Linked DNA regions of Homo sapiens: regions 1, 2 and 4 are each linked to region 3. A link is a contact called in ENCODE Hi-C or POLR2A ChIA-PET data. All regions are on one chromosome and are shown on one strand. The core of a region is the stretch at or near the end of the contact, and the rest is flanking DNA. Distances in the headings are between cores, read along the strand shown. Region 1 overlaps VWA8 (von Willebrand factor A domain containing 8). Region 2 holds the start of VWA8 (von Willebrand factor A domain containing 8). Region 3 holds the start of WBP4 (WW domain binding protein 4). Region 4 has its middle 3.8 kb from the start of LINC00598.

Region 1 (4,249 bases), core at 378-2,877, 750 kb before region 3:
TCTCCATTCTTGTTGCCATAACCTTACTGTAGGACTTTTTCCTTTTATAGGCAGATTATTGAAGTAGCTTTCTGTTTCCTGTCTCAGTTCTCTCTGTCCTTCATCCACTTTCTATGCTGCTGCTGATTTAAATTAGGAAGTAGGCTAGTAATAACCTGATTTGAAAATCATGTTACGACTTTACACATAGCAGAATCCTAGTGCCTTTAAGAATAAAGCCAAACCCGTCAGAGTGTCATTCATAGGTCTTTGTTGTTTGAGAGCAAGCCTTCCAGCAGGACCTTCTAGTAAAGCTGGTCTCATTTCCTCATGTTCTACTTGTGGTTCCATTACTTTTGCTTTCATGCCTTTGATGAGAGGATTTCTCATGCCCATTTGAATATTTTAACTGCCTATAACAGCTGTCTACTGTTCCACTTATTTTAGCATTGAAGTATATACTATTTTGAATTGTAATTTATGATTTATTATATTTGAATATTGTCTCCATATCTGGAATGCAAATTAATTGAAAACAAGAATGGACCAATGTCTGCTTGTAATTGAGTTCTTTGAAACTTAGAATGTGTTTTTTAATAGAAGAAAGGATATGTGGTGGTCATGCTTCCAACCTAATTCCCAAAGGAAATATAATACTAATGTTGTAGCTGAGATAGAATACTAACAGCAAACCAATATCTTATGGAGATGTGAAATACACAAGGAAGGATAAATAAATTATTTTTTTCTTCTTTGGGACATACGGAGATGACCTTAGGTGGAACATTAAAACAAGCAAATGTGCAGTGTGTCTTTGACATTCTCCCCTCATCCATTCTGAACCCTTTGTTAATTTCATAGAGTCCTCTTTTCTAGGCCCTTGAGTTCTCAGGGCCACTTTACTGCCCTTATCACCCTCTGTGACATTTCATACTGACCTGCCTTGCCCTCCCAAAGGTCCAGTTGCTTCAAAAGTGCTTCTGTCCTGTGGTTTTCAGTGATAATCACTGTCTTCTAATGCTGCTGATCTAAGTTAGGAATTAGGCCAGTAATAATCTCATTTACTAAATATATGCTAATATGTAGGTCCCATCACCTTTCTCTGCTGGGTTTTTTGTTTTCATTTTGAAGAGGCTGATTTTTAAATAACAGTTGTTGCCATTCGTTGAGCACCCATATGTGTGTGACATGTGCTAAGCACTTTAGAATCATTTTCTAATTTAACCTTCATAACAACCTTAAAGGTGAGGGCATTACTATTGCCATTTTAAAGTTGAGGGAACTGAGCCTTGGAAAGGTTAAGTAATTTGCCAAGGTAACACAGCTAATAAATAGGATACCGACTTATCTGATTCAAAAGCCTATAAACTTTACCATTATGTTATGCTGCCTGCCAAAAGAATTTCAACAAATATTTATTGAGTACTGACCATGTCCTGAGTTCTGTACTAGCAACTCTATTCGTGGAATTTTGGGAAATGTAATATAGCAAAGTGAAAGTATTCTGACAGCATAGGGGAAGGATTCAAAACAGCAAGCTGCAGCACAAGTGACAAATTGGTTGACACCTCTGTGGCCAACAGCCTAAATTGTTTACAACTCTTTTTGGCTATTTTAGAAACCACCGATTTGCTTAAAGCTTTAAACATTTCCGTGGTATCTTAACACCTTGGCTTTGTGTAAGGAGAAAAAGTGAACAGTCAATCATACAGCCTAAGTCCAGTGTGACCTTTGTTATGTAACATCCTTCCCCCATTGCCCCTCCCATCTCCAACTTAGCACAATTAAAATACATTAATTAAATTTAATTGATAAATACTTTAGATTTTTTAAAAACTATCTTCAAGGATGTTTTAAGTGTAAATTGGTTTCTGTTTATTTTGATTTGTAATTAATTAACAGCACATACTTTAAGTTTGGCCTTACCCCTTCAGTAATAATGAATTCTGCTGTGATATCCATCTAAAGGGACTTTAGCAAGTTGAAACAAGACTCTTAACACAATGTATTTGTCTTTTGATAGGCACAATCATTAGCGGCATCACTTTCTACCAGACAACTGTTGCGAATTTCTCGTCGGCTGTCACAGTATCCTAATGAAAATCTTCACAGTGCTGTTACTAAAGCCTGCCTTTCCAGGTAAACATATTCTTTCTCACTGCGTGTAAGTTTCTGGATCTTCACTAAAACTATAAGATAAGTTTAACTGATGGTGCATATTCCCAATTCTTCAAAATATATTGGTCTGAATGTAGAGCTATTTCAGCCTTGCCTTCACTGATTAGAACTTATTTAATACAACATATTATCTTTTAAAATTAATTTTTGGTCCCAGCATCACCAGAAGCAGATGTTGGTACTATGCTTCCTGTACAGCCTGCAGAACCATGAGCCAAAATAAAACCTCTTTTATTTATTAAAAATAAAATAAAATAAAATAAATTTTTATCCTTAATTTGTATGGGTACATGGTCAGTATATATTTATGGGGTACATGAGATACTTTGATACAGGCATAGAATATGTAATAATCACAACAGGGTGAATGCCATATCTATCACCCTAAGCATTTATCATTTCTTTGCATTATGAACGTTCCAATTATACTTTTAGTTACTTAAAAATGAACAATAAATTGTTGACTATAGTCACCTTGTTATGCTATCAAATACTAGATCTTCATTCTATCTATGTTTTTGTACCCATTAACCATTCCCTTCCCCAATTCTCACTACCCTTCCCACCTCTGGTAACCATCCTTCTAGTCTCTCTTTGTGAATTCTATTGTTTTAATTTTTAGCTTTTAGAAATGAGTGAAAACATGTGAAGTTTGTCTTTCTATGCATGGCTTATTTCAGTTTAAATAATGTGCTGTAGTTCCATCCATGTTGTTGCAAATGACAGAACTTCATTCATTCTTTTTTATGGCTGAACAGTACTCTATTGTGTGTGTGTACAACATTATCCATTTGTCTGTTGATGAACACTTAGGTTGCCTCCGAATCTTAGCTATTGTGAATAGTGCTTCAATAAACATGGTAGCACAGACCTCTCTTCAATATATGGATTTTCTTTCTGTTGGGCATATACCGGGCATATACCTAGCCTATACCTAGGATTGGTGTGTCATATGGTTGTTCTAGTTATTTTTTTTTCTTCTTTTTTTGAGGAACTCCATATAGTTCTCTATAGTGGTTATACTAATTTACATTTCCACCCACAGTGTACAAGGGTTCCCTTTTCTTCACTTACTTGCTGGTATTTGTTATTGCCTATCTTTTGGATAAAAGCCATTTTAATTGGGGTGAGGTGATACCTCATTATAGTTTTGATTTGCATTTCTCTAGTCATCAGTGATGTTGAGTACCTTTTCATATACCTGTGTGCCATTTGTATCTCTTCTTTTGAGAAATTTCTATTCAGATCTTTCATGCATTGTATAATCAGATTATTAGGCTTTTTCCTACTGAGTTGTTTAAATTCATATATTTTATCAATCCCTTGTCAGATGGATGATTTGCAAATATTTTTTCCCATTCTGTGGGTTGTCTCTTCACTTCATTGACAATTTCCTTTGCTGCCCAAGAAGCTTTTTAACTCAATGTGATCCTATTTGTCCCATTTTTGCTTTGGTTGCCTATGCTTGTGGGGAATTACTTAAGAAATATTTGTCCTGACCAATGTCTTGGAGAGTTTTTCCAATGCTTTCTTTTAGTAGTTTCATAGTTTGAGGTCTTAGATTTAATTCTTAATCCATTTTGATTTGATTTTTGTATATGGCAAGAGATAGGGTCTACTTTCATTCTTCTGCTTATGGATATCCAGTTTTCCCAGCACCATTTATTGAAGAAACTCTCCTTTCCCCAATGTATGGTCTTGACACATTTGTCAAGAATGAGTTCACTGTAGGTGTATGGATTTGTTTCTGGGTTCTCTATTCTGTTCCATTGGTCTATGTATCTGTTATGCTAGTACTATGCTGTTTTGGTTACATAGCTCTATAGTATAATTTGAAGTCAGGTAATATGATTGGTTCAGTTTTGTTCTTTTTGCTCAAGATGGCTTTGGCTATTCTGGGTCTTTGTGGTTTCATATAAATTTTAGGATTATTTTTCTATTTCTGTAAAGAATGTCATTAATATTTTGATAGGGATTGCATTTAATCTGTAGATTGTTTGTGGTAGTATGGACATTTTAACAGCATTGATTGTTCCAATCCATAAATATGGAATATCTTTCCATTTTTTAGCATCCTCTTCAATTTCCTCCA
Region 2 (4,094 bases), core at 736-3,235, 900 kb before region 3:
AAGACTCCAGGTGCAGCAATCCACTCCACAGTATGTTGAACCTAAATCTCTTGACACGTGTCTCACTGTATTGCAATTCTTTATTTGCATATTTATCATCAATACCTAATGTGAGCCCATTGATTCACAGTATCTAGCAGGGTACTGTTTATACAGCAGTTACTCAATAAATGTTGTCGTTGGGAGGCTGAGGCAGGAGGATCACTTGAGGCCAGGAGCTTGAGACCAGCCTGGGCAACATAACAAGACTCCACTGCTACGAAAACAAAAACACAAAAATTAGCCAGGCACAGTGGTGCACGCCTGTAGTCTCAGCTACTAGGGAGGCTGAAGCAGGAGGATCACTCGAGCCCAGGAGTTCGAGGTTGCAATGAGCTATAATACTGCCGCTGCACCCCAGCCTGGGCAACAGAGTGAGACTTTGTCTCTAAAAAAAATAAAACTAGGCAAAAAATGTTGTTGAATGCTCTAACTTGTGTTGATCTCTCCATTGTCTTAACTCCAAGAGCTCTTAGTGCTTATATCAACCACTTTGCAAAATTGCCTTAGGTTGTTCTCCCATTCTTTCAGGTGTCTACTGAGTTCCAGCGAGATTAAATGGAGATATCTTGACCAAGGTATTCAATTCTTCTAGCCTCAGTTTCTTCATCTGTAAAACGGAGGATAATAATAGTACCTCAAAGCATTTTTATGTGAAATGGGATAATTCATTAAAATCTTGATACATACAATGTGCTCAAAGTAGGAAAAGCATTTTATAAGCTTACATCCTAAATTTATGTCTTAGGGTTGCTATGAGGATTAAATGAGAAGATACACATGAAACGAAGTCATAATATATTGTGTAACTACTTATTACCTTTATTTTCACTGTCTCCTCATCTAGGTTAGAAGCCTGGTTCAGCCTTCATTCCTCAAGTTCTTCCGCTGGATGCCCAAAGCCTTCCTTACCTAGCCTTGTTTGACTTTTACAGTCTCCACTCTAACACTCTCTTCTCAGCACTCATCACAGGGTCAGGCGCAGGGTAGGTGCTATGTATTTAGACAGTGGCAGCTCTAGAATTAGCAAGGTCTTTAGCTGAAAGTGAGGTCTTCTGCCTTCTTTTTGATGTTTGCTTGTATAACTTGTCTCAAATATTTTGCCTTAGTCAATTCACTGTGACATTTTGGGGATGCAGTCTAATTACATTAGGCTTAGTTTGCTTTGTGGTAGGACCATTTCCGATGTTGGAATGTACAAGAGGGAGGCAGCCTTAGCCAGTGTCCTACTTTTTCCTTTACTAAAGACATAAATCATCTTTATATAACTTTTGTATTACAGCATGACTAGAAAAGTGCTTGATCTGGATCCTTTCTGATATTTAAGCAATTTCCATCTATCACTAAGATGTGAATTTTTTCCTTAGAATTTAGGAAGCGGTAATAAAACACAGAAACAAACAACCACCACCAAAAGGACAAAGGGTAAAGCTTTCACGTACGGTTTGGAAACACTAGTGTGGTTACAATGAATCAAGACAGTTGTGAAAGTTCCCATCATCTTGTGCATGTTTTCTCCATTTCCGAAATCTGAAGCCGAATACAGGGAAAGCTCCCTATACTTACTGGGCCTTTAACTAAGAAACGAAGACTTGGGGCAAGCATCTGAAGAGTCACACCGACAAATGCTCCTAAAACCCTTGGCATTTACTGAACTCCTGAGATTCTGTGGGATCGCAGGGAAACGGCGGGTGAAGGCCTGGTGCATCCAGGTGAACAGACAGTCTCACGGACTGCGAGGCGCTTGCCAGAGCCCAGCGCCGCAGCTCGGAGCACCCCCGCGGTGCGGGCAGTCCCGGGACGGTGCCGGCTCTTTGGGCTGGAGCTCCGCAGGCTCTTTCCGCCCGTCTGGGCCATGCAGGGCCGGGTAGGGCCGGGCTGAGTCTACTGAGCCGGCCGCGCCGCGGGGGAAGGAGTTTCCGGCGGACTCGGCTAGGTGCCGCTTCCTGTCCCCTTCTCCGCGCTGCCTCACGGTGCCTGCACGGGACGCCGCTCGATCCCCGAGCCCCCTCGCCGTCCCCGACAGCCCCCCCGGCGCCATGCAATCCCGGCTTCTACTCCTCGGGGCACCCGGAGGCCACGGCGGCCCGGCCTCGCGGCGCATGCGGCTGCTCCTGCGGCAGGTGGTGCAGCGCAGGCCGGGTGGCGACAGGCAGCGGCCGGAGGTCAGACTGTTGCACGCCGGCTCGGGGGCCGACACAGGTAACTCGGGGTGCGCCCCTGTCCTCCCTGGTGCCCCTGCGCTCCGTGCCGGGTCCCCGCGCGCCCCCGCCCCTCCTCTCTGTTGCTTCGCTGCGCTTGGAAGGACCGTTTGCCGAGCGGGGAGCTGAAAGATTGAGGTTCTAGTCCCGACCTCGGCGCTAACTGCTGTGTAACGTGGGGGCAAGGCGCTCGCCCTCTCTGTGCCTGATTCTGCAACCCGAGGGGTCTGGACTAAGGTTTCTGATGACCTAGAAGAGTGATTTCTCCTTCCCCTGCCGCTGCCTTTACCCCCAGAATTCTGACTTAGGTTATAATACTCGTAGAGGTTAATGCCTCAGCCCTATGGAATTATTGAAAGCTGGATTTGACCTTGCTCTCTGAGCCTCAAGGGCCTGGAAGCCGGTCTGTGTCATGTTCTAGCCAGGGCTTGTGGCGGCTTAGAAGGGAACATTCTTGCCAAAGAACCCATAGTTCACGGTGTTTTAAATGCATCCCCGAGCCTTTCCAAGTTTTACAGGAGTTTTCCTTAAAGTTTCACGTAATTCTTAGAGCTGACAGTTACACCTTAATTTAGTTAAAACACTTGCCTCTACAAATGAGGTAATTGAAACCCAGAAGGGAAAAGTGATTCGCTGGAGAACACACAACTAATTACTATGCTAGAATCACATGCTTTGATTTCTAAGCTCAGTATTTTTTGGCTCTACTTGAGCTGGTTTTAGGAATTCTTTTTCTTGTGTGTTGGTGGAGTTAGAGTTACTGTGATGGTTAAGGAAAGGATATCTGTTGTTGCTACCCTTGAATGGTGAAGTGATTCCAGACAAGATTTTGTCAATGTCAGTGCTGCTTGGAATAACAGGTTTTCACTATGAAATTGTAGGTTTCGTTGTCCTCTTGCATTTTCCCCGCAACCCCCAGTTTTCCTTGCTAAGAAATGAGCATATGGGCCGGGCGCGGTGGCTCACGCCTGTAATCCCAGCACTTTGGGAGGCTGAGGCGGGCGGATCACGGGGTCAGGAGATCGAGACCATCCTGGCTAACACGGTGAAACCCCCGTGTCTACTAAAAAGAAAATACAGAAAAATTAGCCGGGCGTGGTGGCGGGCGCCAGTAATCCCAGCTACTCCGGAGGCTGAGGCAGAAGAATGGCGTGAACCCGGGAGGCGGAGCTTGGAGTGACCGGAGCCACTGCACTCCGGCCTGGGCGACAGAGCAAGACTCCATCTCAAAAAAAAAAAAAAAAAAAGCATATTTAGGTCCCACGTATTTCGTTTTATTCATTGAAGACATACACCACCCCCGTCCCCCACCATAGTGTTGCAATTTCAAATTTTACTTTTTGTTTTTTTTTTTTTTTTTGCTTTTTCTCAATTACTCTCACTTCTGGGCTGTTTATTCATTTGTTTTTTACATTTTTTGTGTGTTCTTTATTTGTTTTTTGCTCCTTTGCCCTAGAAGGCAGAGGTCAAAGGTGGAAGTATAGCATAAACTATAGGTTGGGTTTTGGAGTTAAACAATTTGGGTTGGAATCCACTTATCCACTATCTAACCATGGGTCGTTGAGGGTAGGTTACTTAACTTTGTGTCCTAGTTTTCTTAACTGTAAAAGGATAAGAAGAATATATCTATTATGGTTGTTGTGAGGATTTATTAATTAATATAATCTGTGGCACATATTAATGCTCAATAAAAGTTAGCTTTTTTATTCTTAGTATGTACAGTTTTAGCTATTTGAGAATTATTCTGTTTCCTTGCCTTTAGAAGACATGAAACCAAGTTTGTTTAGATTCAGGACTGTTCAGACTATCTGGGTAGGCAGATTTAGCCGAGTGAATTGACTTGAACTTTTTAAA
Region 3 (4,172 bases), core at 147-2,646:
GTCAGGTTGATGAAAAGGAAGAAGGCTCACAGCTTTCATAGGGGACTGAGAAGACAGAAATCTTCTGATGTTTTGAAAATGCAAGAGCAATGTACATAAAAGTGCTTTGTAAACTGAGTTTACATCAAAAAGGAGCACTTCATTCAACACAATTATTATTAGAATCTCTAACAGCGGAATTATCATACAGGCCTATTGTCTGCTATCCAGCACTTGCAGTAATCACAGAATTTCTTTGGCTGTGACTTCCAGTAGTCCGCCCTGAAAAAGAGAGACAACAAGGCTAAGCTCATGTAAAACTTAAAAAAGGTTAAATTCTGCATGCTTTACAGTTTTTAAAGTTTGAAATATATGCCCCTGCTACTGAATCTTGTCTTGTTATGTATAGTCGTTTTATTATTTATCTGGTTGGAGCACAGTCAATTGAAATTCTGTTGCCAGCGGAGTAGAAAAAGTCTGTATCTGATTCATTACAAAACTCCCTTCAATAAAATGGCTTTCAAAAATTCCTCACTTGTTATCGTCATCGTTATGAAAAACTAAGGAACATCTTAGAAGAACATTTATCCTTTCTGGCTTTGGGGGAGGTTGCTGTAATGGAAACCTGAAGAAACTCATAAAGTTTGCCTTAAATCAAGTTATTCCCACCAAGAGAACAACGTACAAGACTACTCTGGGGAAAACTGTAGTTCCTCCCAGACTCTCAGTTAAAACAAACTGTTCTTGAGCCTCAAGGCAAGAGAGAACTGGAAAAGCCATGGGACTTCGTAGACGGCCGACAAAAAAAAAAAAAAAAAAAAAAAAAAAACCATTACGCTATCCAGGGCTGGCCGCTTCCAGTGGGCGGGGGAGGCCGCAGCCCAGCCCTAGTTTCACAATACCCTAGGGTTCAGGGGCTTCGGAAACCCAAGGGGTGCATGCGACCCCCGACAGCGTCGTAGAGAGAGCACTGCGTCGCTTCACCCGCGGCCGTCCAACCAGCCCCCTGAACCGGCCGCCGGCCTCCCCCTAGAGCCCGTGCCCCATACCCCAGGGCGTTCAGCGGGGTAACATTTCTACCCCGCCCTGAGAACCGGCCCTGCAGGTCTGGGGCCGGTCCCGAGCGAGTTAAGAACGCGTCTGTCACGCCCCCGGCCGAAGGGCGGGAGGAGAGGAGGGGAAGACCCGGGCGAGAAAGGGCGGCCCAGAGAAACAACACCTCGTTGTTCAGGGCCTGAGACCCAACTCACATGACTGCGCCAGCCGCTCTGCAAGTCGTCCAGGGTTCCACTCAGACTCGCGCTTTCCCAGCGGGACGAGTCGAGCTCTTCCAGCCGCCCGATGCCCACCCGAACCTCCCTCCGATCCAGACACCTTACTCAGTCCCCGGGACCAGCGTTCCGCTGTTCCCAACTACGGGTGCCCAGACGATCCAATCCGCGTTCGAAATCGCCTCCTCTCCCCTCCCCCTACAGGGGCGGTACTCCCGGCTCCAAAGAGGTGGGGTCGGTATAAAGGGGTTGAGGTCACCGGGAAGGGGTAAAAGCGCGACGGGACCTGAGCTGAAGGACGGGATCTCAAGCCTCAAGTCCCTGCGCCATCCCGCCGTCTCTGTGTCCTCCCCTGGGGCCCAAAACCTCCATCCTCCTTCTAGGCTCGCTGGCTCAAGGCCAAGGAGCTCAGCGCGCCGCCTCCGCCCGGAACGCAAACAGCTGTTCCCAGAGACGTCTCCGCTCTCAACTTTGCCAACTACTCCGCACGCACTTTGACCAGCGGAGCAACCGGGACCTGTGGGTCGGGGTCCTCTGGCGGAGTTAAAAAAAAAAGAGGTGAAACTGCGGGACCGGCGCTGCGAGTCGCTAGGCTTCGCCTCAAACTTTGCTGTTGCAGCGGAGCGGCCCCGCCCCTCCTCTCCCCTACGACGCCCACGCGCTCGGATGGGGCTTGTTCCCTAGCTCGGGAGCGTGTGGGCAGCAGCAGCGGCGGCGGCGGCGGCGGCGGCGGCGGCGGCAGCAGCAGCTTCAGTAGCGCAGAGGCGGCGGTGGCGAGAGGTGCGGCGAAGGAGGCAGAGGCACTTATGCTTGTCAGGTGGGTCACGGCAGTTTCTCATAGCACTTCCCATATGGTCTAGCGGTTAGGATTCCTGGTTTTCACCCAGGTGGCCCGGGTTCGACTCCCGGTATGGGAACGCTTCCTTATTTTTCTTTTTTTTTGCAACTATCGGTTTGGAGGGCTGACTTTTTAAATCTTGTGTTCTGGCTCCTTTCTTGTCCCCGTCTGGGTGAGTTTGTAGAAAATAAGCATTACTGTAGTTAGTGGCGCCAGGAGCTGGGCTGCGGCTTTTGGAGCCTCGAGTGCCACGCCGTGCCTGCTGGAGAAGCGAATGCGCTTCCGATCCTTCTCCCTCCCGCCTCCGGCTCACGGGGCTGGTGGGCCCTGAGGGAGTTTCACTTTCCCCTGGGCTGCTCCCCCGCCCCTCCGGCCCGTAGTTTTCCAGACGCCCGGGAGGTGATGATTAACTCCGGCCTTGCGTTATCTCCTCCCAGCGCCCCCGTCCGGCCCACACCCTCTTCAGCCGCTCTTGCGACTCTTCCTATGCAGGACGGGCTGACCCCCCTGCCCTGGGCGCCCCAGAGCCCGCGCCCGGACCAGTAGCTCTAGTGGTTCTCTGGCCGCAGGGTATTTACGAGGCCCCACGGAACACAGTGTGCCTTCCGCGCCCTCCCGGGGGGACGCGCTTTCCCGGCCGCGCAGCCGCCCGGCGCCCCTTTCCGCCGCGTGTGCGCTCGCGTCTCCACCCGCGGCGCCTGAGCAAGCGCGAGGCCGGCCTGCGAGGTCTTCCCAACTTGACTTAAGGGGCGCTGGTCGCAGTCACGGAAAGTACCCTCGAAAAAAGGCCTTTGGGAACGAGAATCTTTTTTCTTTCCCTTTAAAAATACACACCACGAGCTATGGAGGAGAAAAATACCACTCTGATGAGATGGCTTTAAATAAGTATATCGACTTTCCAAAGGGTCTAACATTTTGAGCGCGGTTGATTTAAAGAAAAAAATTGATTAAAACAACGGCAAAACATCCTGGGGTGGAGGTGGGGCTTGGGAAAGAGAAAATTGGCTGGAGACTGGGGAGGGGACGTTAAAACAAAGTTTCACTGTATTTTTAAATATAGAAGCCCTGTGTTTATTACAAAGAAGGGACAGCTGTGTCAGCAGCATGTGAGCTGTAAATGAAACAAAAGCGTTATCTTAAATGCAAGCTGAAATTAGAAAATAGGGTCGGCTATAATGTTTATTGGGCCTCTGGGAACAAACGAAGAAGGAAAAAGTGACTCTTGTAGATGGGTTTCTGGTCAGTGCCATTACTGAAAGCAGATGTTTTGGTTGTTAGTATGTGTGTTCCCAGACTATTTTGTAGCTTTAACTGCACAGTAAATTTGTTAATGTGATCTGCGTGATTAAGGATTAATTAGGCTTACCTTGTTAAAAAGAAAGAAAAAGCCTAAGTATTTTAAATCGTCTTCATTAATTCAAATATTTGTGTGTTTGCTACACACCAAGCACCACCACATGCTTTTGAAGTTACTGATGTTTGTATTCTTTATGTTAGCTAGTGGATAGAATACTGAATGGAATAATATTTTGGTCTTTGTGATTAGCTGTGTGATGAGACTTTTCACCTTCTCTGTTCTCTGGCTTTAGAGCCATACATTTTTGATAACACGTATCACTCACAAATTTTAAATAGAGTTACAAGAATTGTTGAGCGATTCCTGAATAGATAATGAAAGTGGAATTTTCATTTAAATAAGTAATAGTGTGTCATTATTAAGAAGCAGTTACTAAAGAATTACAGTAGTTGAAAATTTGGAAAGAAGGAAAGATAACTCGGATAACTCTGCCTTAATTGTCCCCAGAGAGGGCTTAACTTTTGACTTTTTCTTCTTTTTTTTGTTGAGACGGAGTCTCGCTCTGTTAACCCAGGCTGGAGGGCATTGGCGCGATCTCAGCTCACTGCAACCTCCGCCTCCCGGATTCAAGCTATTCTCGTGCCTCAGCCTCCCAAGTAGCTGGGACTACAGACACCCGCCACCACGCGTGGCCAATTTTTGTATTTTGAGTAAAGACAATGTTTCACCATGTTGGCCAGGCTGGTCTCGAACCCCTGACCTCAGGTGATCCACCCACCTCGGCCTC
Region 4 (4,411 bases), core at 416-2,915, 580 kb after region 3:
CTGGTTTCCAGCACTGCCCTATGTGCATCATGGTCCAGCCTCATGGGTCCGTGTGTGTTACCTAGCCAGCCCATCTCTCTGGGCCTGGGCCATGGAGTTTCCTACTGCCTCTGCCTGGAATGTCCAGCTGCCCAACCACTGTGAAAACAGTGAGTTGGGTCAAGTGTTAGCTCCTTTGGGAAGCCTGCTCTGCCTCTCCCTCTCTAATCTTCGGGAATAATTAGGGGCTCCCTTCCTGTGCCCCCTCCGGTCTTCCCCAGCCCTTCCTGCGGGCAGCTGTGTGCTCACATGCCATTCCAACCCCTGGACAGTCTGTCCCCAGAGGTCGTGGGCTTTGCTGTGTTTGTCCTTGTATCTTCGAGCCTGGCTTTGGCCCTGACCACACATGTGTGGCACTGTAAATGCTGCTGAAGTAATAGAGAGTTGGGTAAATGACGATCGCTTTTCTGCCTTGCTGGCTGCAAATCCCACCTTCACAGAGCAGGCCCAGAACATTCCCATGGTGCTGGGCCACCAGGGAGCCGTTTGGGGAAACCAAGCTAATATTCTTCTAATGTTTAGGAAAAATAGGCGGTTTCACTGCAGGTTTCATCGCAGGTCACCTGACTGGCCTCGAGGGCAGTTCAAGTCTCTACTTAAACACCTGAGAATGGATGCTGGGCCACTCCCTGGGGATCATTTTGCCCCATGCAGTAATTCTACCAATCTGGGTAGCAGAAAGGTTAAGTGACTTGCTCAAGGACCCACAGAACTAAGGGAGAGAGCTTGGGATGGGAAGCAGTGGCCTCTGTGCTTTCTGCTCTGGGACCCATTTCTCAGCCCTTGGGAGGGCCCACTGAGGGTGGGGTGCGGTTTGGGCTGGCTTTGAAATCCTTGGGATCGTCTGGCGAAGTTGAGAACAGGGCAGCAGCCTTGCTTCAGAAGTCTTGGGGCTGCTCTGGGTACCTGAGCTGCTGCCCCGGCAGCAGGAAGTAATACTTTTAGAGCTTTAGCCCCAAAACCTCAGAAACTTTTTGATGATGCATTAAATGTCAAGTATATTGTTGAGAGGTGAAAAAAAAAAAAACCCAGGTATCAGCCTTTGTTACTGAGATGACAGGAGATAGTAATATTACAGGAAGTCATACTGTCAAAATAATAGAGAGGGTAGTGTCTAGGGGGCCACACCTTATAATAACTGTACTTAGTACAAAGGAGATTTCGTGTGCACCTCCGCATCTGTGCACTCTGAGGTGGAGCCCGGAGAGGAGGTGTAGAGAGAAGAAGGTGGAGTCTGCTCTGCGGGTATCTTTGCTTTGACATACAAAGCAGAGTTTAACTCAAAGACTGCTTTGTCTGGGGACAGACTACTCAGGCTTCAGGCCAATTACCATGAAAATTCACGTTAAAAAAAAATGCGTAATTGAAGCAAAAGGATTTTTAAATCTTTTTTTTTTTTTTTGCCTAAATGATTTGTCTACTTAGATGATAATTTCCAGATAATTGCAGCATTTTGGAACTGGAAGGGACTCTAAGGGGTCATTTTTCCCCACTGATGAGGGCTTCACAGCCTGCAGATGGACTTGGTTCAGGTCCTCAGCTAGGTGATGGCTCAGCAAGTCTGGCCCCTAGGCACCCTGGCCCCATGCCTGCCACTTCCTGCGGCCACACCCTGCCCACCCTCCCATCTCCTTTCCAAATGAGGTAACTCCCTGGGCAAGCCTTCTGTTCTGTAGGACAAGTTATCTAGCCTAGCCCCTGGCATGGTATAAGTCCTGGACACATGTTTGCTGAGAGAATAAACATGAGTTGGGCAGGAACTGGGCCAGGCTCCTCCACATGTTGTATGTGAAGCCTGTAGGTAGAGCTGGTTCACAGCCTGGCTGTTTAAACATGCAGGGACTTAGGCTGCAAGCGGGTGTGGACCGCATGGTGTGTTTGGAAGCAAAGCAACATTCACACGCTGTAGCGAAAGACATCTCCCTTCCGACTCCAGACGGGAGCTATTCTCTCCCTTATTTCTGTCTCTAGACCTGACCCTCCTTCAAGCCTATCTCTCCAGCTGCCTGCCTGGCACCTCCACTAGGATGTGCAGCTGGCATCTCACACTTGACATGGCCAAACCAGTCTTCTTCCATCTTCTGCTCGGTTACAGCATTTATCTACTCATTAAATCTAAAGAGTCGCCCTTAGTTCTTCTGTTTCCCACTCCTCCAAGCACACTCAATCTACCAGCAAGTCCCATTGGCTTTGCAGTAAAGAATATACGTCAGATTGGGCCACTTGTCAACCCTCTACCTCTACTCCCCTCATTCAAGCCACCACCGTCTCCCTGAGCTCTGGGTCCCGCAGCTACTCCTATTCCGGGCAGACCCATGCTTGCTCCCATCCCTGGTCTTGGCGCCACTGTGCCATCTTCCTGCACGCGCCTCCTGCCTCTCGGATGGCTGCCTCCTCCTTGGCATCAGCCTCCTCTTGGCTCGGACATGACCCATTACAGAGGTCCTCCCCGACTCCCATCTGAGAAAGTCCCCCTGCTCCCCATTACTCATCACTTTACTGTTTTGGTTTTGTGTTCAGGACACTTATTACCATCAAACACTCTCTTACTTACTGATTTGTCTGCTGTCACCTCCCCATGCTAAAGGGTTAATCTCCAGGAGGGCAGGGACTGTGTCAGCCTCACGGCAGGAGCTCAGTCAGTGCTGCCTGCAGTGAGCAACACACTGGCATCTACACAAGTCTCTGCCCCCTCTTCCTCTCTGTCATTCGCCTGTATATGCCAAACAGCTGCTGAAAAGCCAGAAGAGGAGTTCAAGGACACTCACACAATCTTTGAAAAGACATGGGTTTTATTTCCTCTCCTTACCACCATGGCAGTGCGAGGGGCAGCGTTTCTGCTCTGCGCACCTCCATGGAGGCACGCACACAACCTTGCTGTGGTCAGCACACCCTCATCCTCACTCCGCTAGTGAGAAGACCCAAAGCTCTGCAGGGCTCGGGAGCACAGGTGTGTAGGCAGGATCCGTGCCGCGGCTCTTGCTAGCTCTGCTGCGAAGTGGTCCCACGAGGACAGTCATTCATTCATCATAGGGAGACTAGGAAAGGCTTGCAGCTTGGTTCTCCCATCTGCCTGGGTGCTCAGTGCTTACTGGCAGGGCCGCTGCGGCCTGGGCGTGTGGCTTTCTTGCCTGACTGCACATGCGTCTGCCAGTGGCTCTCGAGCACCCATAGAGAGCTTCCTTGTCCAGGCTTCTTGCCAGGACCCAGGGCTGGGGACAAATGTGCAAATGACAGGGACCAGCTCTGTAAGGAAGCAACAACTGCCCACATCTCCATCTGCTTCACCTGATGCTCGCCATCGTCTCTGGGTAATCCTGCCCCAACTATGCTGGCTACGGTTGCAGATAAATGTTTCCCATCTCACATGGATTGAGAGCTTGCTGTGTACCACCGATTCTGTGTTTTATGTTCCCTTACGGTTTAATCCTTGCAAACAATCCTATGAAGACAGCCTTTCAAACCTCGTTTTTAGAGTGCAGGAACTGAATGAAACTCAGAGAAATTAAGTGGCCCACATCTAGTAAGTGGCAGTCCAGGAGTCAGCTGGAAGTCTTCCAAACCCAAACTCATATTCTCATATTCTCATAGTCCATGACCTGGACCCACAGTGACCATCTGTCCCAAGTTGCCCAGGATGTGGGAATTTTACTGCTAAAACTAGAAGAGTCCCAGACAACCTAGGATGGTTGGTGGCTTCACCTGTGCAGGTGAGGAGGTGATCATAGTCGGTCCAGTTGAGTTTAGGCCTAATCTAGGTTTCTGATAAAAGGAAAATATATCCTTTTTCTTCCCCATTTCCTTCTTTGGCCTTTTGCTAGTCAGCTTTTAAGATGCATGTGTTCATCTTTTGTCATTGTTCCTAAATGACACGTATTATTAAACACCAATATTTGAAGTTTGGTAGGAGCTGGCCCTTGACTCCAAGCTTGTTTGGGTTGGGACATTACTTTTTAATGATAGGTAGGTGACATGGTTTGGCTCTCTGTCTCCACCCAAATCATGTGAAATTGTAATTCCCACTGTTGGGGGAGGGGCCTGGTGGGAGGTGATAGGATCATGGTGGGAGATATCCCCCTTGCTGTTCTTGTGACAGTGAGTTCTCATGAGATCTGGTATTTTAAAAGCATGTAGCACTCCCCCCTTCTCTCGCTCCCTCCTGCTGCCATGTGAAGACGTGCCTGCTTCTCCTTTGCCTGTCACCAGGATTGTAAGTTTCCTAAGGCCTCCCCAGCCACGCCTCCTGTACAGCCTGTGGACCTGTGAGCCAATTAAACCTCTTTTCTTTCTAAATTACCCAGTCTCAGGTTGTTCTTTATAGCAGTGTGAGAAGGGACAAAAAAGTAGGAGTTTTGGGTTTACTTTATATTCA

The links. A loop is a pair of places that touch in the nucleus more often than their neighbours do. ChIA-PET counts read pairs that join two places held with the same protein, here RNA polymerase II (POLR2A). Pooled maps may share reads with other maps.
Region 1: a loop to region 3 is called in a pooled map, with 4 times the contacts of the local background. The contact joins the enhancer-like site here to the promoter of WBP4 in region 3. A Hi-C loop is called at or near these places in 2 of 50 pooled maps. POLR2A ChIA-PET finds 5 or more read pairs at or near these places in 3 of 52 experiments (CD8-positive, alpha-beta memory T cell, T-cell and activated CD4-positive, alpha-beta T cell).
Region 2: a map of endothelial cell of umbilical vein shows a loop between it and region 3 (7-fold over the local background). The contact joins the promoter of VWA8 here to the promoter of WBP4 in region 3. A Hi-C loop is called at or near these places in 2 of 168 maps with a recorded cell type or tissue (endothelial cell of umbilical vein and naive thymus-derived CD4-positive, alpha-beta T cell) and 10 of 50 pooled maps.
Region 4: a loop to region 3 is called in a map of naive thymus-derived CD4-positive, alpha-beta T cell, with 10 times the contacts of the local background. The contact joins the enhancer-like site here to the promoter of WBP4 in region 3. A Hi-C loop is called at or near these places in 1 of 168 maps with a recorded cell type or tissue (naive thymus-derived CD4-positive, alpha-beta T cell) and 4 of 50 pooled maps. POLR2A ChIA-PET finds 5 or more read pairs at or near these places in 1 of 52 experiments (CD8-positive, alpha-beta memory T cell).

Annotation. Positions count from the first base shown.
Region 1 is chr13:41,809,094-41,813,342 of GRCh38, reverse strand. It overlaps VWA8 (von Willebrand factor A domain containing 8), which reads left to right. Exons shown (of 45, transcript NM_015058.2): 17 at 2,003-2,118. Among named protein-coding and RNA genes, the nearest start is that of VWA8, 150 kb to the left of the region's middle. RefSeq lists an enhancer at 382-431. Within about 2 kb of position 1,627, at least 2 of the 41 ENCODE cell types and tissues checked have a DNase peak (open chromatin) inside an H3K27ac peak, as active enhancers do.
Region 2 is chr13:41,959,000-41,963,093 of GRCh38, reverse strand. VWA8 (von Willebrand factor A domain containing 8) reads left to right here and starts at 1,985. Exons shown (of 45, transcript NM_015058.2): 1 at 1,985-2,241. The coding sequence starts at 2,079. VWA8-AS1 (VWA8 antisense RNA 1) reads right to left here and starts at 1,925. Exons shown (of 4, transcript NR_039974.1): 1 at 860-1,925. RefSeq lists a silencer at 1,906-2,315 and enhancers at 2,516-2,655, 2,751-3,251, 3,252-3,752.
Region 3 is chr13:41,058,733-41,062,904 of GRCh38, reverse strand. WBP4 (WW domain binding protein 4) reads right to left here and starts at 1,396. Exons shown (of 10, transcript NM_007187.5): 1 at 1,230-1,396; 2 at 189-261. The coding sequence starts at 1,231. It overlaps TRE-TTC1-2 (tRNA-Glu (anticodon TTC) 1-2), which reads left to right and starts at 2,096; the gene lies at 2,096-2,167. It also overlaps a transcript of ELF1 not described here. RefSeq lists a silencer at 2,602-2,781.
Region 4 is chr13:40,482,570-40,486,980 of GRCh38, reverse strand. No RefSeq gene overlaps it. Among named protein-coding and RNA genes, the nearest start is that of LINC00598, 3.8 kb to the right of the region's middle. Within about 2 kb of position 1,665, at least 4 of the 41 ENCODE cell types and tissues checked have a DNase peak (open chromatin) inside an H3K27ac peak, as active enhancers do.